2 separate regions of the Homo sapiens genome follow, and region 2 is linked to region 1. Evidence: chromatin loops called from intact Hi-C (ENCODE). Cell type or tissue: Panc1. All regions are shown on one strand. Links, peaks and the distances in the headings refer to the core of each region. The heading gives the core; the rest is flanking DNA.

The links. A loop is a pair of places that touch in the nucleus more often than their neighbours do. Peaks named below come from ENCODE experiments on the same cell type or tissue, not always from the same donor. Only the 100,000 strongest peaks of a DNase experiment are listed, where the experiment ranks them.
Region 2: a loop joins it to region 1, with 5 times the contacts of the local background. A loop is called at or near these places in 45 of 110 quality-filtered maps.

What each region holds. Positions count from the first base shown.
Region 1 is chr3:187,672,186-187,684,964 of GRCh38, forward strand. No RefSeq gene overlaps it. Among named protein-coding and RNA genes, the nearest start is that of SST, 8.2 kb to the left of the region's middle. In Panc1, for the core only: a CTCF peak has its summit at 7,625 (motif pointing left); DNase peaks (open chromatin) are centred at 6,946 and 7,646; H3K27ac peaks cover 1,970 bases.
Region 2 is chr3:187,609,921-187,622,699 of GRCh38, forward strand. No RefSeq gene overlaps it. Among named protein-coding and RNA genes, the nearest start is that of SST, 54 kb to the right of the region's middle. In Panc1, for the core only: CTCF peaks have their summits at 6,572 and 6,781; a DNase peak (open chromatin) is centred at 6,571.

The sequences.
Region 1 (12,779 bases), core at 3,023-11,022:
AAGCAGGAGCCAGCCGAAGAACAAATAGCAGCTCCCCATCTTCCCCTGTGCTCTAGGATCTCTTCTGTCTCCTTCCCCAGACGCTTGCTCCCCTCCTTCCACATCCTTGTGCTCTCCCTCTACACTTTCTCCTCCTTCTTATTCCTCCTTTTCCTTAACCTTTCTGCAAATTTATGTTTCAGAATTTTCCTCACTCAATCCTTCTTTTGTCTCCTCTCTTGACTCTGTATCCTCATTCCTTTGTTTTTCTTGCTCTTCTCAATCATTTTCTGACTTTGGTTTGGGTCAGCCCGGCTCTTTCCCTGCCTTCTCACCCTGCTTAGCCAGTGCCTATCCCAGTCTCTGCCTCAAGACATCTCTCCCTCTCTTTTCTCTCCTCTTTTCTTTCTTCTTCCCTCCTCAACTGCTTCTCACCAAAAACAAACAAACAAAAAACCTCATGATGTCTATCTGTTTAAGTATCTACTTATGAATAGTAAACAGTTGCTTCCCTCATACCCTGCTGAAGAGCTGAAGCTGTAAATGAGATGACTTAAGGGTTTTGCTTTTGTTGTTTTATAACTCCTGGAGAGTTATGAGTCTGAGAACCACTTATCAGAGAAGCCAGGACAAAAAGGGACATAAATTCTCCCTTAAGCCCTCCATGGCCAGTTATAGCTTAAAGGTTGGTTTAGCATGAAGCACTTCAAACTTTCCCAACCTGAGCCTTCTGTAATCAACCCCCAGGGCATCTCTCCCAAGTCTCAAAGCTGGAAGGGTAAAGTGTTTTGTGGTTGTATTGGGGACGCTATTGCCCAGACCAACCAAACTCACTAGGAATCCTTACCCAGTCCTCTGTTGCTCACAAAACACTTTCTCATCCAACACTTCAGGGCATGCTATTCCCACCTCACAGAGGAGGAAACTGAGGTCCTGAGACCTTCAGTGCCTTACAAGAGGGCACACAGGCAGGAAGTGGCATGGTCACAGGGAGAATGTTACTTCACTTGAGAAAGCTTCATGATTCCCTGACTCAGAGATGCCAGAGATTCCTGGCCGAGCAGTCTGCAGCCGGGATACATGCACCTCTAGAAGGCATCCAGGCCTCACCTCTTTCATGTGCAGCTTTTTCTGGACAGGATATGATTTCCCACCTCCCTTGTGGAACGTACATTTTGGAGTGACTACCTGCCAATATAAGGAGTAGAAACTTATTTTAATAAAAAGCAACATAATCTGTGAATAGACATAGACATTCAATGTTAAGCAATGCAAGGAAGGAGAAAGTGTCTGTACTGGGAGTCAAGAGACCTGGGCTCTAGCCTGATTCTGCCACAACCAACTGTGGGACATCTTCTCTGGGCCTTGGTTCTTTATTTGCAAAATAAAACTTGGCAGGTCATCTTTGTGGTTCCCTCCAGCTCTGATAATTAATGAGTATAAATTTGAGGAAATAAAAAGGCAAAGTAGAATATACTATTATGTTAAGATGTTATTATTCTCTCAAGATGAGAATTTTATATTGGAAAAGAACCTGGTTTTTACGTAATATCAGAAAGGAGGCTGAGTGCAGAGGACATTTCCCAGGCCTACTAGAAGATGTATTCTTGACTCTTGCTTCTGCTGCTGACCTGCCTTTCTCACTCTGGACCTCAATTTCTCCATCCTTAAAATTGATTCACTCAACCTCTTTCTACAGCTAATTCCAGAGAAAATTTGCTAGACAGATGCCAATGATATAGCAGTGAACTGGATAGACAGAGTCCTCATGAGAAAGACAAAGAATAAACATGTTAATCAACATGTATTAGGGTTAAAGCAAAGTATAGAGCATAATGGTAGGCGGAAGATACTTCTGAGGAGGAGCTCTTTGAACAGAGCTCTCTGAGGCAAGGGAGCTAGCCATGCAAATATCTGAATAAAGATATCTCCAACTCAGGTGGAAGGACGATCAATGCAAAGACCTGAGGCAGAAGTATGCTTGGTAGATGCAAAGAGCAGCAACAAGGCAAGGACTTGAACAGAGTGGTTAAAGTAGAGAGGGTTAGGAGATGAGGTCAGCAAGGCAGACCAGGAGCAGATCACAGGAAGCCTTGAAGGCTGTGGCAGGGAAACCATTTTTGAGCAAGAAAACTGACCTGATTTGGTTCTTTTAAAAAATTCTTTTAAAAAAAGCCCTCTGCTTAGTGGGGAATTAATTGTAGGAGGGCAAGAGTTCAAGAAAGGAGATAAGCTAAGAGTCTAAGAAGTGTTTAAGAGAGAAGAGGAGCCAGGGCAAAAGGAACACAGATTTTCTTTGAAATGTCTCATGGCCAACTGTGTGGATTTGCATAAAGGGACTTTGAAACTTCCCAATACAAGCCCTTTGCTCCCAACCCTCAGGGCCCATCTCAATTCCCAAGTTCCAAAGGCTGGGAGCAGGGAGGTGTTTTGTGTTTTTTTACTGGGGATCTTGTGCTCTAGACCTAGTTCTGGTGACATAAGATGATGTTTGGGGCTAAGGTGGTAGCCATGAAGAAGGTGAGGACTGGTTAGACTTAAAGTTCATTTTGAAGTATAGTAAGCAGGATACAATGATGGTTTATTTGGATATCGAGTTAAGGAAATGAGAAGAACCATCAACAATGCCTAGAGAGTCATCCAGATGCTCTCTCAAATGCCTTCAAGTTTGACAAATTCTAGAGAGGTCAGGAAGTGGGTTTATGCTAAAAACTTCTCCTGGACATTTTGCAAATAGAAAACCATTGATTTTCCAGACAGAAGAAAGTGAGGAAAAATGTCAGTGGGGAGAACAACATGGAACAGCAAAAACAGCCATGGACTGGGAGTCTGAGGCCCCGGGCTTAAGTACTCAGTTTGTATCTGCTTAAAATGGACCTGATTCTCCTCTGTTTTTCTGAAACAAGATTTGAGAACCAAGTAAGACAATGTAAGTGAAAATGCTTAGCAGTCCGTAAAATGTCACAGGTTTTATTATTGCTGCTCAGATGGAGGCAACCAGTCCTAAGCCGAAGGTGATTCCAATGAACCAGTCAATCACTTTGGGAGCTGGAGACCCTGCTGAGGCTCTGACCCAAGAAGCATGCAGGCCTTTCTCACTGGGAATGTATAGGGTGTGATTTAAAGGTCTAGGAAGATCTCACAGAAATGCAGCAGATGGGTGGGGAAATCCCTCCATTAGAAAATAGTCTCTTCTTCCTTACATATACTTACCTTGGAGATATAACACATTAAAACTTAGTAACTATTAACATTTTAATATGGATTCATTTGTTGAATTGTCTTCTAGATTTATAGCTGGCTAGTGGAAGGTTTGATTTAAGTAAGCTGGGAGAAGGAGATCAATTTGGAGCAAGAAACCATGCAGCAGAGGGCAGATTGCACGAGATGAGCCGTTGGGGATGGCGGGAGGCTATGAGCATATAGATTCTTCAAGGGTGCTTGGATGAAAATCACATAGGGACCTTTTCTTCTAAGCAACCCCACCGTCATGGAGCACAAGAATTAAAACTTGCAACCCTCCAAGGGCTTCCATTCAGCTGGAAAATTCCCAGCTCAAGCCCCTGGAACTGCTGATTGTAGAAGAGCCAGACTTCCCTGCCAAATTGACTTTCACCAACTTCCACAAAGCCTAGGCTGAAGTGATTGCTTTAGGTAATAAAGGGCAAGAGACCTGTAAGGTTACCTGTTCCTTGGAAAGGGATGGGTGGTGACATCTCAGGTTCATTTCTTGCAGCAGTCTCCTATCCTGTCACTTTCTAGCTCAAAAGCTGTAAATGAGTCCCCAGTGCGAACGTGTTCAAATGCGCACACAGCAGTCTGACAGTTGTGTTTCCTTTGTGACTTTCCTATGAGTCTCCCTCTTCATGGTTCCTTGTCTGCCAGCCCTCCTAATCCCTCTAACCACTCACTCTTCCCTGTACCCTCCCACCTCCATTTGCACATGCCGTTTCCTCTCCTGGAATATCTTTAACCTGTCTCTAACTAATAAGATAATGTAGCCTATTCTAAGATGTTTCTGAGGGCTTCTCACTTAGAATCAACGGGGCCCACTCCTGTGTCCAAAAGTGTGGCTTTTGTGCCCCTAGTAGAGACCCTGACATATTTCTGTTCCTTGGGACTCTGTATGTCTCATCTAAAAGTGTCAAGGCTCTTGGGAGGCTGAGGCGGGTGGATCACTTGAGGTCAGGAGTTCGAGACTAGCCTGGCCAACATGGTGAAACTCGTCTCTACTAAAAATTTTTAAAATACACAAAAATTAGCAAGGCATGGTGGAAGGTGCCTATAATCCCAGCTACTTGGGAGGCTGAGGCAGGAGTATCACTTGAACCCAGAGGCTGCAGTGAGTTGAGATCATGCCACTGCACTCCAGCCCAGGCAACAGAGCAAAAACTCCATCTCAAAAAATAAAAAATAAAAATAAAAGTCTCGATGCTCACTGAGGGAAGAACCCTTGTCTCAGCTATCTTTACTTCCTCCTCAGTGATTATGAAAATGTTAAGCACAGAGTATTTGTTGAAAAATGATGGTTGAGTTGAAGACAAATTTATCTGTCTTTATTTGTGGGTCTCTGTGGATTCTGTGAGTAGGACAAGCCTAATGAAAGGCAGCTAACTGAGGTCTGTATTACTTGACACACACAAACACCCATAACCCCCAACCCTAGGTAGCTGATACTTTCAGGAACACATATCTACTGATCCCTTAGTCATCTCTGAGCTTCAGAAAGAATAAAAGCTCAGTGTAAATGTTTCTATATATTAAGAACTAACTGAATTTGTCATGTGAGTATGCTAACATAGTCACTGAAAGTGTAAGAGTTTTCATATTGATTGGAAGGCCAAGGGAGGAAAGATCTATTTACCACTGAAATAGGCACATGTTCCTGGTGCCATAGAAGTGAACAACAGTGCTAACTCACTTCTGTGTACTATTTCACAACTGCTTAAGTGTGTTAATAACATAATGACCCCAATCAAGCAAGGAAATGGAGGCCTAAGTTACAAAGCTAGTGTGCAGCTGGGCTGATGTCTGAGCCCTCATTTTCGCTCCAGCGTTTCCTTTCTCAGAGGAAAGGTAAGGTATGTAAGGAAGTTTTGTTCCTAATTCTCTCAGCTTCCCTTTCTCTTTGTGGGTCCTTTGGACTCTCCAGAAGCTTCTCACTTGTTGCTCTGATTTCTGCTCAGGGCTTCCCAATTAAATAAAATCGAACAGTGTTCCACCCCACTATGCCACCCAGAGAATATCTCCCACTTTACTTGACCTATTTTCCTTCCTAAAACCAGGCATTAAAACTGAGGTTTTCCAATGAGCCTTCCCAGGGCAGTCAACAGGGGTGGTGCTATCTTGGTCAGTGCAGGGTCTGGGAAATGAGGCCAGAAATCAATGGCCCCTTCCCCTGGAACAGTGGAAAATACATGGCAAAGTTTCCTTTTAAGATGATCCAGAAACCTCTATTTTGAAAAAGTATGATAGAAGCCACATAAACACAAAAATCACCCATGGAATGAAAGTATCTCTGCAACAGTTCCAATTTTCTCACACTCAAATTTATGAGTATTACTCTAGACAGGTGGTTCCTAACCTTGGCTTCACCCCAGGATTGCCTGAGAAACATTTATAAACCACAGATGCTTGGATCCCAACTGAAGTGATTCTGATTCACAGGTCTGGGCTGGGCTCAGATATCTGTATCTTTTAAAAGCTTAATTCTAGTCTGAAACTGGATTTTTACCGTCCTAGAAAACTATTAGGTCATAAACCACTGTCCACTGTCATTCCTCTCTTATCTCACTCAGCTCTGTTCCTTCTTCCCTCTCCCTGTCATCTTTCTCTTATATTTGTCTCTATTTTCTTCCTTTTTTTTTGCTTTCCTCTTGTCCCTGTCAATCCTCTGTCTCATTTTTCTTTTTTTTTTTTTTCTGGCTCCTATTTGTCTCTTCTTACTCAACCACTACTCCCCTTTTCCTTCTTGAGAACAGCAAGGGCGATGAGGTTGGCTTTGCCTTGTTGAGGTTAAAGCACCTGCTTCATTGACTTTCCTGTTATTACCCCTAGAGTTGAGGGCAGGGGCAGGACTGAAGCCAGAAATGGATCCACCTACTGACCAGAAACTAAAAAATGATCTAGTCCCACCCCTCAGTTTACATATGGAAAAACCAAAGCCAAGAGAAGGAAAAGGGCCCTCTCGAGGCCACATAACTAGTTTCAGAGTCAGAACCTCTGTTTTTTGTTTGTTTGTTTTTGTTTTTGTTTTGTTTTTGTTTTTGTTTTTGAGATGGAGTCTTGCTCTGTCACCCAGGCTGGAGTGCAGTGGTGTAATCTTGGCTCACTGCAACCTCTGCCTCCAGGGTTCAAGCGATTCTCCTGCCTCAGCCTCCCAAGTAGCTGGGACTACAGGGGAGCGCCATCACGCCCAGCTAATTTTTGTATTTTTAGTAGAGACGGGATTTCACCACATTCACCAGGATGGTCTCAATCTCTTGACCTTGTGATCCACACGCCTCGGTCTCCCAAATTGCTGTGAGCCACAGCGCCCAGCCGAACCTCTGATTTTTAATTCTATCTTCTCTCCTTGACACAAGTACACTGTGAGGTTCCTTGAATCTCTCTGACCAAGTGGTTGAAATACTCTTGCAAGATTGGCAATTCTTGTCCTGTTCTCTATGTATCCGGCAGTCAGCCAAATCCCATTCCCTGATAAGGGTATTAATCTACAGAGAAAGCTCTGGGGGTTCGTGTGCAGAGATTTGGAGATCCCCAGGTTGGACCTTCATGCTTTGTGTCTTTATCCTTCTGGCTGTGCATTTCCTAATCTTACAAAACAACCAGACCTGTCCTTTATCGCATGCTTCTGGGATGCTTCCGCCCACCAGAGAGAATGCTGTTGTTAAGCTGAGTTCTCCTGCCCTCTGCTGGCTTGACTGATAGAAGGCGCCATCTAAAATTTTAGGGCAGGATTTCATTCATTCTTTTATTTACTCCACCAACTTTCTAAGAGTGTTCACTATTAAAAAGGGTGCTCACTATGCACTATGTTATTGGTGCTGCAGTTGCAGAGAAGCATGCAAAATAAACTCTTCCTTCAAACATTCAATTATTAAACACTTTGTGCCAGTGTCTGGGCTGGGCATTCAGAGACTTGGCTTCAAAAAGAAGTCAAGATTTGGTAGCTTTTATAGATTTTTGTTCTGAGTCATAAAATCAAAGAATCAGCACTAACAGGGACTACAGATACCTTCTAATCCAGTGTATTCATTATAGCTCCTCTAATTAGGTCTAGAGTTCTCTGCACACAGTCCTTGGAGACTGTCAACATGGGGAGGACACCTGTCACAGGGATATTATTTCATTGATTAGGATTCTGCATAAAATCTCACAGAAACAAAGGGTTTCGAGGGGAAACAATGTTCGAAAACTGCAGATTTAATACAAACCCTCCTTTTGCATGTAATCCGAAAGCTTCCCAGCCTCACAAACCTGTACTTACAATCGATGTCACATTTTTAACTGATCTCACTGTTTACTGGCCTAATCCCTTTTTTTTTTTTCACCCATATCTCACTTTCTTTGCAAGGTCACCTTCTGGCCATGAGGCGGGGAGAGCTCCAAAGGAGGTTTTGCATGAGTTGAGCGCTCCCTCTTGTGGCTGTCCAGGATATTGCTTCTGTGCCTGGCCAGAGCTCCCTTGGTCCCAGGTCAATCCCAATGTTATGCCCAGAACTGAGGACGATTCCCTGATCCACAGCCCTCTTCATGCTGCTGTAAAGTGCCAGGGTGGAGTCTCATACACCGGTGGCTTTCAAACTTTTTGATGGGAACTTATGTGGGAAAGACATTTTACATCATGACCCAGTGCACTCATGCATGCCCACACATACATTTCTCAAAACAATATTTACCTTTATTTCTTACAATAAACTATGCTATTCCAATTATTTTCTATTTTGTTTATTTTTCTGTTTAATGCAGGTTGTAACTTGGTCATTAAGTGTGTGATCCACTCCTGAGTCACCAACATGAGTTTGGAATGCACTGCCTTGAGCCATGACCCACCTGCATGCACTCGGCTGGCACTTGGACCTTCTAGGCTGCCATTCTCTCCATGGCTACTCATTCCTAAAGAGTCACATGACAACAGTCCTTGCTGCCCTGGGATGCTGGAACTCCCCTCTTCTCTTATTTCTCTCCTCTGCCTTCCATCTTTTTAGAGGGTCTCACCGCAGAGCTGCTTAGGTCCCTGGTTGTTAAGACAGTGGTGTTTACCAAGAGCAGTGGGCTGAATGGTGGCCCACAAAAGACATGTCCACATTTTAACTCCAGGAACCTGTGAATGCAACTTTATTTAGGAAGAAAACAAAAGGATCTGTGCAGATATAAGTAAGTTGAGGATCTTCAGATAAGAGCATCCTGGATTATCCAGGTAGATCCTAAATCCAAAGATAAGGATACTTACAAGAGACAGAAGAGAAGACACAGACACAGAGACGAAGGCCACGTGAAGTCAGACACAGAGTGAAGGGACACAACCACAAGCCAAGGAATGCCTGGAGCCACCAGGAGCAAGAAGACACAAGGAATAATTCTACCCTATAGGGTAAGATTGGAAAGAGTGTGGCCTTGCTGACACCTCGATTTCAGATTTCTGTCCCCCAGAACTGCAAGAGAATACATTTGCCTTGTTTTAAGCTACTCGTTTGTGGCAATTTATTACAGCAGCCACAGGAAACACATATAGCCACACCTATCATTTCCCCAAGCTCCAAGGGGATCAGACAGAGCTGGATTTGAGTCTGTTCCACACCATACCCGGGACCACTGCTCCTTTCCAAACCCCAAGCTTTTACATAGAGTCGGGCCCATTCTACCAAACACCTTCTTCTTAAATATTAGATTAGACTAAGAAACTCTAGAGTCTGCTCTTGTGATGTTGCTCCTATTGCAAGACCCCACTTCACCACCCTCCCTTCTGGAAGACATGCTTCGGTCAGCTAAACCCCAACTGTGGACACGTTGGAATTTTTTCTCCCAAAGTTTCCTCAGATGTTATGCACATCAGTTTTTAAGGCTGGAAAGCAGGTGTAGCATGTCAGTAGGGATGGTGGGTTAGGTGTGAAGATAAAAGCCCAGAAGAGTGAAATGATTTGCCCAAAGCTGCACAGTAAATATGTGGCAGGTGGATGCTTTCTCTGAATGCTAACAACATAAATATGGAGAGTTTCAGGGGTTTTTCTCCCTTCCCACTGCATTAAAGGTAAGGTAAGATCAAGCCTACCTTTCTCAGGTATATTTTGCCTCAACTCAGCTTTTGACCTGTTTATATCACCAACTGCTTTGCTTGCTTAAGGGAAATCACTGCTCTCTCCTGTTTACCTCAGCTCTGCAGTTCCTTGCCATAAAAACTTTCTGATAAATTGGTGAACCAATGCCATGCCTTAGAGGAAAATAATAATAATAAACTATTGGCATAGCCGCATTTGAAAGCAGGAGTCACAGGGAAACAGATGTCAGCCTTGGGTTCTTAACAAGAGAACTAGTTCAGCAGAAAAACTGTGTTCTTAGAACCAGGGAGAGGCAAGATAAACTCTAGTCAGAAAAGATTCCCACAATGAGCAATGAGCACAGGAGAAAACTTCCCAATCTCCTCTAGTCCTTAGATTCCATGTCTGTCTAGAGCTGTTCCTTCAGACCCTAATCCTCATTTTCTTCTTTAAGAGGCCGGGCCAGGTGCTGTGGCTTACGCCTGTAATCCCAGCACTTTGGGAGGCCGAGGTGGGCGGATCACCTGAAGTCAGGAGCTCAAGACAAGCCTGCCCCACATGGCGAAACCCCATCTCTACTAAACATACAAAAAATTAGCTGGGCGTGGTGGCCCATGCCTATAATCCGAGCTACTCAGGAGGCTGAGGCAGGAGAATTGCTTGAACCCCGGAGGTGGAGCTCGCAGTGAGCCGAGATCGTGCCACTGCACTTCAGCCTGGGTGACAAGAGCAAAACTCCATCTCAAAAAAAAAAAAAAAAAAAAAAGGCTGGACCTTTCTGCACACTTTTTACAACTTCAGAGGAGATTGATGCAAAAAACATACACCATCGTCCCAGAACCTACAACATAGGTTCCCACAACTAAATAATTCTGAAACGAGACAAGCTCCTTGTGGTTTGTTGTTGTTTGCTTGCTTATTACAGCAATTATCTTATTGTCTGTCAATAGCATGTTTGCGAGTCTGGTTCCTTGCAAAAGGCTTTGTTGTAAAAAGACTTTCCTCAACAACAAAAACTGTGCCTTCTGACCAGGAGCTGTGACTCACGCCTATAATCCCAACACTTTGTGTGGCCAAAGTGAGAGGATCATCTGAGCTCAAGAGTTTGAGACCAGCCTGGCAAACACAGTGAGTCTCCGTCTCCATACACACAAAAAATAAGTTTTAAAATTTAGTTGGGCATGTTGGCATGCACCTGTAAGTCCTAGCTACTTGGGAGGCTGAGGTGGAAGGATCACTTGAGCCAGGGAGATAGAGGCTGCAGTGACCCATGATTGCACCACTGCACTCCAGCGTGGGTGACAGAGTAAGACCCTGCCAGAAACAAAAACAAAAACAAACATCAAAAATAACTTGTCTCCTGGCACTTTGGGAGGCCGAGGCAGGTGGATCACGAGGTCAGGAGATCGAGACCATTCTGGCTAACACGGTGAAACCCCGTCTCTACTAAAAATACAAAAAATTAGCCAGGCGTGGTGGTGGGCGCCTGTAGTCCCAGCTGCTTGGGAGGCTGAAGCAGGAGAATGGCATAAACCCAGGAGGCGGAGCTTGCAGTGAGCAGAGATCGCGCCACTGCACTCCAGCCTGGGTGACAGAGTGAGACTCCGTCTCAAAAAAAAAAAAAAAAAAAAAAAGAACTTGCCTTCCTGTCATGGCTTCCCTAAAAAATTGTCTGGAAAATACCAATGCAAAATACTTGTGAGACATTGAAGGCGTGTTGACTCTAACCTCTGTTCTTACCATTGTCTGTCCTTCCTTTTTGAAGCCACATCTTACTACTCACTTCTTGTAAATTCTTCTTTAGATGTGTGTTTCTTCTTAGTCTCTCTCCATTGTCATCATAACGGACTACCACTCTAATTCAGGACCATATTAGGTCTCCTGTAAACTATTTTAAAATCTTCCTAACTAGCTTTCTCATCATCAGTCCATCCCTTCCCTCTGCTCTCATTAGCTGCCACTAACTGCTAACCTCGTCTCTTCCAATTTATTCTATACCGTACGGTCTGAGTCCAATTCCGGATACATATCTGATCATATCATTGTCTCCCTTCAAAACTTCAAATACAAATCACTGTTTCCAAAAAAATACCCACACTCCTTATGCAGGTTTTTGAAGCCCTTAAGAATGTAGTTCCAACTTCTCCTCCTTCAGTTTTATTTCCCACTGATGCTTCACCCTTCAGAAAACATATGTGCTCACCATTTTCTAAAATGTTCCACATATTTTAGTCTCAAACTGCTTGTCTTGTTCCATCTGTATGCAATACGTTCATGCCCATCTCCTTCTATCAAAGTCTACTTGCTCCTTAGGGAGCATTTCCAACTTCGTATCCTCCTGGAAGAAGTGGATACTGATATTTGGAGACCTGGAACTTATACAATTTGGTATGGAGTAGGGAGCTCTTTAGGAAAAAAAGAATACAAAATTATGAATAAAAAAACTCTTCATAGAGGAAGTTTAATAGAGATTCATAGAACAAAAATGTTTAAACATATTGAACACCAAGACTCTGAGATAAATGCACTAGAAAACAGCGAAGCAGGATGATTGTAAAGATAAGTGTAAAATGCTCCTTACCCTCAAGAAATTTATAATAAAGCAGGAGTTTTAGAGACATGATAACAGCTATCATACAGAACAGGATGAGTTCATTAAGTACAGACTCCAGAAACAGGTTGTGGCAACATGCCAGATGATGTTCCAACATGCTTAATTAATGTTGTCTCAGGGTGTCAAAGACTACTTCCTAAAGAATGGCATTTATTGTGGGACTTAAATAAAGGGAATAAGCCAACTTTTGGTGAAGATTGGGAGCCCAAGAATTGAAAGCTTGGAGATCCATGTGTCTAAGGAGAGGGAACAGTAAAAATGCTCAGTGTGTTTCAAAACAACACATAGTGCTATGTGACCAATGCCCTGTGACTGCTTCTATGTTGGACCACAGTGCCAGCGTACCAGTTGATGACCCAGGAGACGAGCCTGATATATTAGTTGTGATTAGTTTCAGCTTCAAATGACAAATAAATAACCATGGCTTTAAAAGCAGAGAAGTTTATTTCTCTCTCACATAAAATTTCAGGCGGATGGTTCAGGGCTAATAAGGCATGATGGTAGCTACCAAGGTAACTTCTATTTTGTTCCTCTCTTCTGTGTGGTCTTGAACATGATCAAAGATGGTAACATCTGTGTTGAGGCAGTAGGATAGGAAAAATAAAGAATAAAGATGAAAGTGAAACACATGGTCATCATCTATGGGAGGTGGTATTTTCCAGTGATGATTATAGTGATGTTCTTACAAAATGATTTTGACATATCTTCTATTGAAAGGTAGGGTCTTTGCCCCCAGTCTTTAAAACTAGGCAGATTTTATGACTGTTCTGATTAATAGGCTATATTAGGATTGACACTATGTGAGTTCCAAGCTAAGTCATAAAATAAAATTTTACTTCTGCTTTCCTCACTGAAATATTCATTCTTATTGCCTTCAGCCACTAGAGCAGTTTAATTGCCCCAAGGTGGCCATGCTGTGAGGAAGT
Region 2 (12,779 bases), core at 1,800-9,799, 63 kb before region 1:
CTCCTGCAGGCATCCTGAGACCATCGTAGGTCACATAAACACAAAGGACGGCTGAGCTGCATAGGAGTTCCTAGGATCACCATCGACATGTATGGGTGATGTGCCAGCAATAGATTGTCCACCTCTGAGTCTTTCATTGCTTGATAGAAAAACAGATTTCTATATGTTATCTATGCCATTTTTTAAATCTTACTTGCCACTGAAGTTATTCCCTAAATGAAATACATAAAGCTAGTCTGTTGTAAAGTATTCCTTGAAGACATCTTTCTGTCTCCAATCTGGGATTGAGAGGAGGGAAGGACAATGGTACATTCATAGTGCAGAATTAAACAGAGAGTAAACTGGAAATAGGTAGGAGAAGTGTCAGGCATGAGCCTGGAGAAAATGAGCTGTGCTGTAAGACCCCCCAGCCCAGATTCTACCCGAGTTTGGCTGCTAAATGTTGGTGATTTTGAGCGAGTTACATCCTGTCTTTTGACCTTAGTTTCTTCATTTTTGCAGTGAATTTGGGCCAGGTATCTCCATGGTCCCAACACAGGGAAGCAACCAGTCTGTAAACCCCATGAAGCAAGGAGCTTCACATTTCCAATGATAAGAAATAAGGTTCCTAGAAAGCTCCTCCCTGAATTCCTTCATTTTCAATCGGAGACTCTCTGAGACTTCTAACTCTCTTGCCCCTCCTTACACTCCCCTTGTACCCAGGAGATACACATGAAGTTTGCCCCCATCAATAAAGTCCTCCCAATGTGCACAAAGTCCTTCTTGTGCATAAAGTCCTCCCCACTCCCATTCCATCTTCACCATTTTTCTCCCTCATATGCAAGAAGTTCAGCCAAATCTCATAGATAAGGCAATTGCACTCACATAGGACTATAAAATAGCATTTTCTATCTGAGGAGTTCAAATAGCTTCACAAAATTACATTTTCTTTCTCAAGTGTCCCAAGAAATTTGCAGCTATTTCTCTTTTATATATAGAAATTCATTGCCAGCATGCACATTGAGATTTTTGAGCTCTCAATTCTGTTTAGGGAATGAGGCTTGTATGAGACAGCTTACAAAAATATAAAAGTATAAAACAATTGTTGAGCAGATTGTAGGAAAAAAAAACAAAAACAAAAAGCCAGAGATCCTCAGATCAGCACAGTTAATGTGTGCCACATGATCTTACACTGTTGCCAGAAAAAGCCACAGATTTTGTTCTCCACTTCCTAGCTGCTAACACAAAAATACAGTCACAGTTTCAGAGACATTAACTTACTAAAGGTCATACAGTCACCCAGAAAATCTGCAGCCAAATCAACCAGAAAATTTAGGGTCAAAGTATTGACCATTAGACCCCTTCCCTGGACTAAATTCTATCCCACAATGAGTCCACCAACAACCCCTCCCTTCACAGGCAAGGCAGCCAAAAAGCTGAGAGACATGACTCTTCTAAAGTCTGGGAAGCAGAGTTGTTCACTCTGCTTGATGTAAACATCAAGCAGTTCAAACCACAGAGACAGGATTTTCCAGAACTTGGTGCCTCAGCCAACGTGGACAATGGGATGGCTAGTCAGAAATGCATCACTAAAGAATGTCACAGAGAGGAGAACTATTAGTGTCCATGCAAGCATTGTCTTGGGGAGGGAAAATCATTAGAGTCCAGACCTAGGCCTTTGCTGGATGGACAGCCTGATGCCACTATTTTCCTTGTGAGATTCCTCTTGATATGAATTCATTCTCAGCGAGCAGCCTCCTGATTAAGGTTTAGCTTCCCAGGGAGGCTTTCTTCTGTGAAGAGACAGCTCTGGCATACTGATGTATGTGGTCTGGGCCTTGTGGCCATGGTCCTTCCTTGAGAAGCTGTAGTTTTGTGCATCAGCATTGTGAGTTTGGCTAGTATGAGTCTGCCCTGGAAGAGCACACACTCCTGGCGGTAATAAAATCAATCCTGAGCCTACATGATTGGGGGTCAGATACCAGGCCATGGTCAATCCTCTGAGGGAAGGAAGGCATCCTTTAGGACCCCTCAAGGTAACCAGCCAGTAGTTCCCCTGTAGGCACCCCCTCGTGCTGTCTTGTGTTAAAACTTCCACAGGGATCAGCATTGAGGGGGCCCTTGGTTTCCTCACTTTGCCTCCTCCCTTTCTTGTTTGGGTGACCCTCATGGACTCCCAGGGGTCTGGCCAGCAGTGATATATATTGCCTCTGGAAACTTGTGCCTGCCTCAGACCCTGCACATTGATGTAAAAAAAAAAAATCATTGCATCTCAAACAACCAAATTGCTAGTACTTTACATTTACTACACACATTACCCATGGGCAAATTTGAAAATTATAGCTCTTCTCGGGTGTTTTATACTAGATTTCAAACAGCCCAGCCCAGCGTGAAACTGCAGGGAACTGAAATGAGTATGGAGGTGGAAAGTGGAGAAGGATCAACTTTATCTCCTGATTAGTCAAGATGAAAAATGATTTGAGAGACATGAGAGGAATGACAATAACATGGTTCATTGGCCTGATTGCCTGTTGTTCATAAACAGATAATGGTGCCCCTGGAAGTTTGTGCAGCTTAAGTCTGCTTGTGATGACCAAATAGGACTGATAGAGTTGTTTTCATTTGGGGCTTCAAACACATTCTTAAAATGCTGTAAAATACCAAAAACACAAAATAAAAAAGAAAGAATTCACAGGATATTCAGTGGTAGGTCATTATTGGGAAGAAGGCAGAACAGCACAGAGTTATTGACCCTTTGAAGTTTAATTTTGAAGCAATCTCCCCTAGAGGCTTTTTCCTGACCTCCACCCTACTCTCAATCAGAAAAGAAGGTTATGGGTTTTTTGCTTTTGTGTTTTTTAAAGCTTCTTTGGGCTGTCCTCCTGGCACTTACTCCATCTTCCTTCCTTTGCAATCACTCACGGGGTGCTGGGTCTCTTCCATTGATTTCTCTTGCAGTATTGGCTTTATGCCATTTACCATTTGCTCACAACAAATGGACAAGGAAAATGCAGGAGAAACCATGATGCAATGGGACTCTCTCATGTATGGACAGCACTTTAAAGTGCTTCACAGATGTGATCCCATCTGAACCCCACAAAAGCCCTGGGAGGTTTACTAGAACTAACACTCTGTGCTTCATATAAAGAAGCTTTTATTCTTCTACAGGCATTATTTTCATAGATCTTCTCTAAAATGGGGATTGCAATTGTTTCTACCTCATAAAGTTGCTACAAAGACTAAACAGAATAAAGAATTTATGTATGTAAAAGCACTCACAACAGGGCCTAGTGCATAAAAAAGGCTCTATATGTTTGCTGTTATTACTTTTTATTATCACTATCTTATTTAATCTGGAATCAGAAGGCTAGGACTGAGGTTTTCTACCTCTAAGCTCAGGGTCCCTGTTAGCACCCTCAGGGCTCTGGCCTGGCATGAACCAGGGTATGTATGGGCCACTTTCTGCTGTGGCCTCCCTTGTCCACTTCTATATCACAGGCAGTTACCATGGACCTTCTCCAAGAGCACTGCCTGCCATGGTCATCTATGGCTGCTTCTATGAAGATACATTTTTCTGCCATTCTGAAAGAGAAAACTTCTCTTTCTCCTCTGGGGTTCGTCTCTTCCCTCCCAGTGGAGAGAGAAGGCCATCTGCTCCTGAGTTCTGCAACCATTTCAAATTTTCTAACAGTGATTTGCTCTTTACCGGAGGCCCAGGCAGGTAATGTCCCATTGGGCAGAAATGCCAGTGCACACTGTCTCCCAGAGAGGTACATTAGGCCAGGCAAGACAGGGGCTGCCTGGCATGCAGCAGCAGGGAGGAGGCTCTGGGCATAATTTCAGTGCTGATTCCAGGTTGGCTGGTCTGGCTCCAAAGGAAGGAGAGCATAGCTGAAGGTGGACCAGTTTCACTTATGCATTCCCAAGCCAACACCAGAGCCGCTGGTGTGCTGGCTGCTGCAAATTCTTCCTCTGGCTACGAAAAGGCAAAAAAAAAAAAAAAAAAAAAAAGAAAGGGAAAACAAGTAAAAAGTTAAACCATTAAACAAAGGCAAACACTGTGTCCTGGGGATCTAAACACAGACACTATTTACTGGATTTATTCTATCATAATGGAACCCTTTTACCATCCTCACATCCAGTCATAAACCTTGTCGAAGTGTAATTGGATATCCCGTGGCATTGGATCCCTCTTGGACACCTCTCGGAAAAACAAACAAACAAACAGACAAAAAACAAAAACCTCCCACTTTCCTCCATCCTCTCTTGAGACATTTAGCTCTTTCTTCCTTGTTAAATGTTGTTAGTCTACATGTCTTGGCTTTCTGACCTCAGATATTACTCCATTATGCAGAATTAACTTAGCTCTCTTGGGAGTCAAGGCAGCCCCTTCCACATGACTCTTCTGTAGCATTTACCTTATTTTCTCTTGGTTATTTTCTTATTCTCAGTCCTCAACTCCTTCCTCTCATTGTCAATTCTGAGTTCCACAGGACAGAGGTATTTTCTCATCCTTGTATGCTCAATGTCTAATACAGCGTTAATAACTGCTAACTGAATACTCTGAGATCAGAGATTGAGGTTTAGTCATCTCAAAATGTACTTGACACATAGGAATTTCCTTATTACTTGTTAATCCAAAAGAAATTCTGAACTAGTGGCTATTTCTAAGGAAGTAACGCTCCATAGTTTTTCAAATTTACATTACAAACTTAGTAGTGGGTATCAAGGAATATGATGTGTGAGTGGGAAGGGGTGGTTCTTGGAAATGCTTGTATTCCTGATAGTGATGTTTTGTGAAAGCCTGTTAGTTTTTGCAAAATGACTGGTCCTCAAAGTTTGTAAGTCTTAGACTGGAAAGTGGTCTTAAAGCCATGCATCTAGTTCAACTCATACTTGATACATGAGTATCCAGCCTATGCGTGAACACTGCTAGGGTTAAGGAAAACACTAGTTCTGTAAGCAACACACTGAATCTTTAGGCAGCTACGTTAGAAAGTGCTCGCTATATTACTTAGCCATTAGAGACGATGATTAAGAGGACTATATGGCCCCAGTGAGCATGTTTTCTATAATGGCACATAAAACAAAGAAAAAGCAAGGTACAAAAGCCATCATAAATGTTATGAATATAGCTATGAAAAATATGCATGAGGGAAAGGGTTAAAAGAAAATATATCAAAATTATAATTCATTCACTAATTCCTTTACCAAATAGCACTAAGGCCCTATTATGGGCAAGGCACTGTTCAAGACACTATGGATATGTCATGGACAAGGTGGACAAGCCTTAATAGCTGGGTTATGATGATGGAATTGGGGTGAATTTTGTTTATTATCTCCATATTCCCCATTTTCTGGCCTGGGTTTATATTGATAATTAAGAAATCCTTCCTTATACTGAAAGGATATGAAAAAGAATCTTTTATTTCTTGAGTCCTGGAGATTTCAGAAAATATATTATACCAATAACTCTTCTCATGAAGAAAATGTTGACTTTCTATTAAGAAAGAAATGATCAATTGTGCCAAGGTGAGTGTGACATGTCTCCAAGGAATTTATCGGCAAGATAATGCTTTCCACTGATCTCAAAGAACAGAAGAGCTGTAAAATTCTCAAGTCAGAAAGGACTTTCCAATTTATTTACTCAGATTACCAAAATCAAGAGCAGAGCTAGAGCTAGAAAGCATAGGATAATGTTATAATAAAACCTCAGGGTTGGAGGAAACCTTAGAGTTGAACCCTCTAGCCAGCATCCCTAAGTGTTCATCTGACATCATTTTGAAGTCCTCTAAAGACAAACCATTGCATGCATTTGATTAAATTATTGCAAAAGAGAAGTTTGGCTCACTGCAAGTTTCGTGAATAGCCCATAGTGGGCAGTTCTACACTTCAAATAGCTCTTTCTTCAGTGTGTGGTTGCGTTCTAAAGGAAGTGGGCTGGGATGTGTGTGAGCATCTACCCCCTTCAAGTATGTGAAAAGGTCCACATGCATTACTAGAGATTTATGTCCTCCTTGCAGTGTGGCTGTGAGTGATAAGCAGCATCTCCTACATAAAATGTCTATAAGAAGACAATTGTCGATTAAGCTGGGATCACTTTACCTGGGATGACAGCACAGAGTTTGTGAAGAAATCCAATGATAAAAATTGAAGCTGCCTCAGTTGAAACTCTCTGGAAATCAATAAATCTATTACACCAATTTTTAATTCACCAGTAGTAGAGTTTATCTAAATATCATTATTGGCCCATGCTGACAACTTCAAAATGGAGTTTGCCTTTTGCTTAGTGAATAAAACCTTCCAAGGTAGCTAGCTGCTTTCAAAAGCTTTACAACCTTTTTTCTCACAGCAACTACTCTGATGGAGAGAAAATGGATTGTCTAGAAAGAGGCATCTTTTTCTCTGGTCCAATGATGTTAGTAACATTATCTTCACAAAGGATTACTCTCTGATAATCAGAGTCTGTCTCAGAGTCTGGCTCCAAACTTCACAAAATTTCTGCCATACCAGGCTCATGGTTCTTCTCTCTACTGCACTACAAGACATGGGGGTGGCCAAATAAGGGCACAGGGCTTCCTAGCAAATACATCTGCCACAGGCAGGGGGCAGCAAAACTCAAGGTCTCATTTGTTAAGATTTGCCTAAAACGTGCTTTTCTTGATGTGGGGTGGGTTTTCTGGTTTGTTTTTATTCTGTGGCAGTTTCTTGCCTCAACTGCCTTATTAAAAATGATTAATATAATAATCCACTTATATTTGTGTAGAAGCTTTTAAATAGAAAAGCTCTCAGCCTGCTTGGAAATTAAATAACTATTTCCTATTGACGGCATTTCCTTTGAAATGAAAGTTCCTGAAATGGATGTTCCTGGGAGGCTTCTAACTCGTAAGAGTTGAGGAGAGTATTAATTGCCATTTTGCTATTTATAATAACAGTGTCCTTACAGCTGAACACATCATCCATCCGAGTAATGAGGAACCACCATAAATGGGGCCTACTCTTTGTGAGAAAGGTCTAGAAAGAATCAAGATGCAAATCTATTTCACAGAAGCCAGAATGGATGATCTTTCTGCTCAGATGCTCTGGGAAATTGATGAGTATTGTGAAAATGGCAGAACACTTGACACGGGAAATAAATCTGTTATTAAACCAACTTGTTCTGTTGTTTGTTCTTTTATCAAGTTTTTAGTGTCTTGCTTGCTTTCCTAGAGTCAAGCATAAAAGAATCTCTTTCTGACTCGGCAAGCAATGAGCACTATGTAAGAGAGAAAGTGCACTGGTTTAATTCTCAACTATGACTCAGGCCAAACAGGACATGTAATTCTCTGTTCCTCCATTTCCCCATCTGTGAAACAGGATTTTCATTCTTGGCATGGCCACCACATTGTGAGGATCAAATAAACTAATAGATACGAGAAAGTGATGTAAACTATAAGGTAGTCCTCTATAACTAGAATCGTATCCTTATTGCATCACGTTGATCATAATTTATCTGCATACATGTCTGTCTCCCTAATGGACTGTGAGGTCCAGATTCATCCGTTTCCATGACAAATTAACAGGGTGTTTCTGTTATTCTCTTTAAAAGGCTTGAGTCTACATGACAACCAAATGGTTTACAAAGGAGAAAAAAATCAGTACTCGCTTTCACGTCACCGAGAACAAACATCTAAAGATTGTGTTGCATGATATCACATTTTTAACAGCAGGCGGATATTTGTCATAAAGTCACTAACTAACTTCAACAGGATGTGTTAGCCTTCACCATGGATCTACCTGGAATTAATAAGGACACTTGTACCACAAATGCACATACACACAATCTGTCCCAGGGCATAGTGTAAAAAAAGCAGCACAGAAAGAGGCATGTGTGTGTGTGTGTGCATGTGTGAGTTGAAGATTAAACACACCAAGAGAAAAATGAGGCAGCCTGTTCAACACCGTAAGAATAAGGAGAAGGTTTTTGTTGTTGTGTATGTCATCATTGTTGTTGTTACAGTAAATAGATTAGAAAAACATTCAATAACAAAATAAGGGGAAACCCAGGGTAGGGTTAGCATCCGCAAAGAATTTCCTAATGTCCTATTTAATCTAACAGGGTGCCAAGGCCTTGCGCATTAGTTCCACAACTTTCTGATATATCAAGTTTTCTCTAGGAGACAAACACAAACTGGCTTCCAGAAACAGCAAGTATATCCCAGTATTGAGACCTGAAAGTCGTCATAAAGAGCATACTGTTGTGATCGATATCTACACACTTCCAATAAATAAAATGCTTTGTCTGTACTATGCCAATGTCAGTAAAAGTAATTCAATGAGCAGCCAAAACCATGCCTTAACTCAAAAGCTCTGTAGTCTTGGTGCCCAGATAACTCTCCAAAGCATTTACTAGTGGGACCTCGGACAGATGATGTAGTCTTTTTTGGTTCGTTTTCAAATCTGAGAAAGAGAAGTATTTATCCTGATAGGGCTTCTAAGGGAAAATAATCAAAGACAAACTACCTGGCACATAGTTAGGTTCTCAATAAGTGTAGTCTGCCTTCCCACTGTGCAAATAAATGCCCAAGAAATCTGAAGAGAACCCATGTTCTAGTTGTAAATGACAGGCAACATTAGAGGGTAACTTCCTTTGACCCAAACCCTGAGTGTGTGGTAAGCAAGTCTTTTATATATCAAGGCCTTAATGCAAAATTAGATTTACGGCACACATCCTTCTAGCCATAACAGCTCTTTAATGAGTCCATTACGTTAATAAGTAGCTTGGTAGCCCAGCTCTTTGCTGTATTGTCTTTTCATCTGCTCAGCAAGACCACAGGCATTAACTACATAAACATATTCTGCATTTTGAAAAGAAAAAATAAAAAACCCTGCCACCCCTGGATACTTATCCCTTCAAGGAAGTCTCAGACTTTAGCAACAACAAAGCGTTGGTGTGTGGGACCCCACAGAGTTCATGAATTTCAGATGCTTGTAAGAAATTATCTGTTTTGCTGGACTCTTGCTGGGATCAATCAGCCCCTCAGTGGTTGGTACCAATTAAGAGCTAGTGTGATGCAAGAAGAATATTTTAAACACCATTTGACACCAAGTACTCCTCTGTCCTCTTCCTGCCTCCCTCCCTTCCTCCCCTCTAACTCTTCCACCAACCACCTTTTCAGTCCCTTTCCTTTTTAACTGTGACTCCCTGACTCCGCTCAAAGTCGTGAAGTGTAATGAAAGTAATGGCACATGTGTCTTTTCTGCAGAGGGATACTATTTATCGAGTGATTTCCCATCATCTCACAGCATCTCCCAACAGTCTGGTGTAGACAACAAGCAGAACTATCACTACCTCAACCTACTCTCTCCCTCTGTCTTTCCCAATGTATTCCCCATTTGTTCCCCACACAGCTGCCAAAGTAATCTGCTGAAGTTCAAACTGAATCATGTCATTCCTCTGCTTAAAGTAAATCCTTGGCTTCTCCTCATTGCCCAGAGGATAAAGGCCTGCTAGGGTTCACCCCTACCCTCCTCCTCAGCCTTGTCTCTCGCCACTCCTTTCCCATTCATTCTTGCAATTCTCTGAACACATTAAATGACATTTTGTCTTCCTATTTTTCTCTGTCCCTGAACTACCCACATCACCCAGGTCATCCAAGTATTAATAGCTAACTCATATATATCCTTAAAGATTCAGCTCAACCAACTCCAGAAAGCCTTACCCAATTCTCTAAGATGACTTAGGTGCCCTAGGGCTATATTCTGCAGCACTAGTGTTTGCTTCTGGCATAACACTTATCAGACTGCAATATCATAGCCAGTTAACCCATCTTTCCAGACTCCCCACCTCCAACTAGACTGTGAGTTCTTCGAGAGCAAGTGTAGGCTTTGTATACCTCCACAATCCTAGTGTCTGGTACGGTATCTCATATATGGTAAACCATGAATTCTCAACTTGGCTGCTTGTCATGGTTACCTGAGTTAGTTTGTTCATGATGCAAATCCTCTAGATCTAACTCTGGAGTTATTAAATCAGTATGTCTGTTGGAGGTGGAACCTGAGTTTGCGTGTTTTGTTGAAGTTCTAATGATGATGTACAGCCCTAGTTATGAATAATGTGGTATGTAGGTATTAATAAATATTTGACAGTCAATGAATGAATGAATACATAATGTCCCCATTTTAGAGATATTGAAACAAGCTTTAAGAGTTAGAAATTTGGCCCGTTTTGCTCAACACTAACTTTTGGAAAGATAGTGATATAAAGAGGTATAGGATAAAGCCTTTCTAGACTAGAGTTGGACTCGAGTTGTTTATTTGCATGCAAATCACCTGAATTACTCTCTAGCTTTTTCAAGCAGGAATAGGCCTTTTCATTTTGGGAACTTAATAGAGTCTGACCCAGTGTCTAAAACACAGTAGGCCCTCACTATTTGTTGAATTGCAACTGCATGGTGTGAATCAAAGAGCCCTGCACCTGGAGTGAGGAGCCTTGAGTCCTAGGCCTCTTTGTGATATTAACTGTGACTTATTCTGGGGTAAGAATTTCCTTGGGCTTTAGATTCCCTATCTACACAATCAGAGGTAGACTAGATGATCAAAGGTTGCTTTCAGCTCTGACATTTTTTAATCCATTGAGTGTTGGAGAGCTTGAGTCTGAATTTTGGCCGAGTGCTAGATGAAACACCTTCACTATGACTAAGTTAGATGGCATCTGAGGCCCACAGGAGAAGTGACATGAGTACACTTTTTAATCCATCATGAATGTGGCCAGGATGGAGGGCTGCCTTTTGTTCTGCTGAAGACAAGTGAATATTCAGCCCTAAGCACCCCCAAGGCTTGCCTGAGATGCTTACCTTGGCTTTCAGACACCAGCAAAGATCGCCCACTCTTGATAACATGAAGCCACTGTCACAGTGGCCTCTGATATAAGGGCTGACTCCCTGGAGGAGCATGGCATAGTAAGGAATGTGGAGGGAAGGCATGGGCTCTCTGACACTCACAGAGGAATAACCATAACCTAACACACGCACCCAGAGTGGCGGTGTGCAAATCATAGATAATTTGATTTTAACAACCTTGCAAAAGGAAGAAGAAGTAAGTACTATGCCTCTACCTTGCATGTTGGGAAATTAATGCTCAGAAATGTTGAAGGATTTCTGCATAAATGTAAAGTGATTAAATGTAGGAAGCTGATGGCAGATTTTTCTTTCTCCAGTGTAATATTCCTTTGGCTACATTGTATTGCCTCTTTTTCTTATCTTCTCTATTGGATCCTTACAAAAATCCTGCCAGCGAAAAAGGGCAAGTATTCCCATTTCCATTTTATGGAGCATAAAGTTGAAGCTCAAAGAGACTTTTCAGTCTCACAGTAGGTAGCGGGGACTTCCAGTGCACTTTTTGCTATATCACTACTGCTTCTTTTTTATTGTATTTTATTGTATAATCTTACTTGTACCCCATCAGAGAGGTAGAACATACTGGTAATATAATTTGCAATTTTCTAACAAGAAAACTGAGGTCCAGAGAAGTAATATTGGAGAAATTTATTAAAGATGAATTTATGAGTTTAGGTTGGCAAGAAAATGACCTTTCCAACAATTGGAGTTGCCGTCATTGGAAATGAGCCCCTGTACCATCACAGGACCAGAGGACCGCTCAGAGATATGGCACAGGCGACTGTGAAATGATGAAGAGTTGACTTAGATATTCATTAAGCTCCTTCCTGACCATATGCATCCATGGTTCTATGCCTGACCCAAAGCCCCCAGCCAGTATCTCATCAGTCAGGATGTGAACCCAAGTCCTCCAAGTCATACTTTATCCTATGCATTTTTTGCCCTATCCATTCAACTTTCCTTGGCTCATATTTCCAAATATTTCAGAATCCAACTGTCTAGGTGTAGGTGTAGTTATCATTTGAACACTGGCCAGAACAGGATCTCTCTGTAGGTTTACTGAGTAAACACTGACAAATTGGCCACTCAACAAATCACACATATTAACATGGAGTATTCTTCTCAAACAACATGAAATGATTTTTAAAAGTTCCTAACTTGGAGACTGGACCTTGGCTCCAGTCCTGAATTTTCCATCAAATGCCTATAGGAACCTGATCAAAGTCACTTTCTGTTTCAAGGCATTGGGCATCCTCCATTGCAACGTGACTGTTGGACAAGAGGTTCTTTTAAGCTCAGCAACGCAAGATCACAAGACTAATTGTCTTTGCTGCTAGCCATGGGAAGGCTGGAAGACAAGGAGCTTGGAATAACAAGCTTATCCAGGGGCTAAACAGAGAAAGCCAGGCTTAGCAATATCATATTGACATTCTTTACCAGCCTTGAATCCATTTGAGTTTGGGAGGTAAGAAGTAGCCCAGAAACAATGCAATGAGAAATTAGCCTCTCTTCTTAAGTCCTAAATGGTCATATGCCTTTGAGCTCCATTGCCCAGTCTCAGGTTGGCACTGTCTTCTGTCAGTAGCTATAGTATTTCCCCTACCACAACCCATCTCTATTTCCCATCACTGACAGCCCCATCCTCCATCTCCCTAGACAGATCTCCCTGCTTATGTTCCTACCATTTCTTGTCTGACAATCAATTTTCCTATCTGTCATTATCAATTCTGTTCATTAACTCTCCCACGTGTCTTAGCTGAGGCCTCCCGACACCAAAAAGCATCTCAAAAAAAAAAAAAAAATGACAATGTTCCCAAACAGAATAATTGAAACTTCTTGCACATCTAGAGAGACTTCTGTCTGAAACCCTCAGAGCCATTTTTTAAATGTCAGTAGAAATGTACATTTTATACTAGGGAGGCA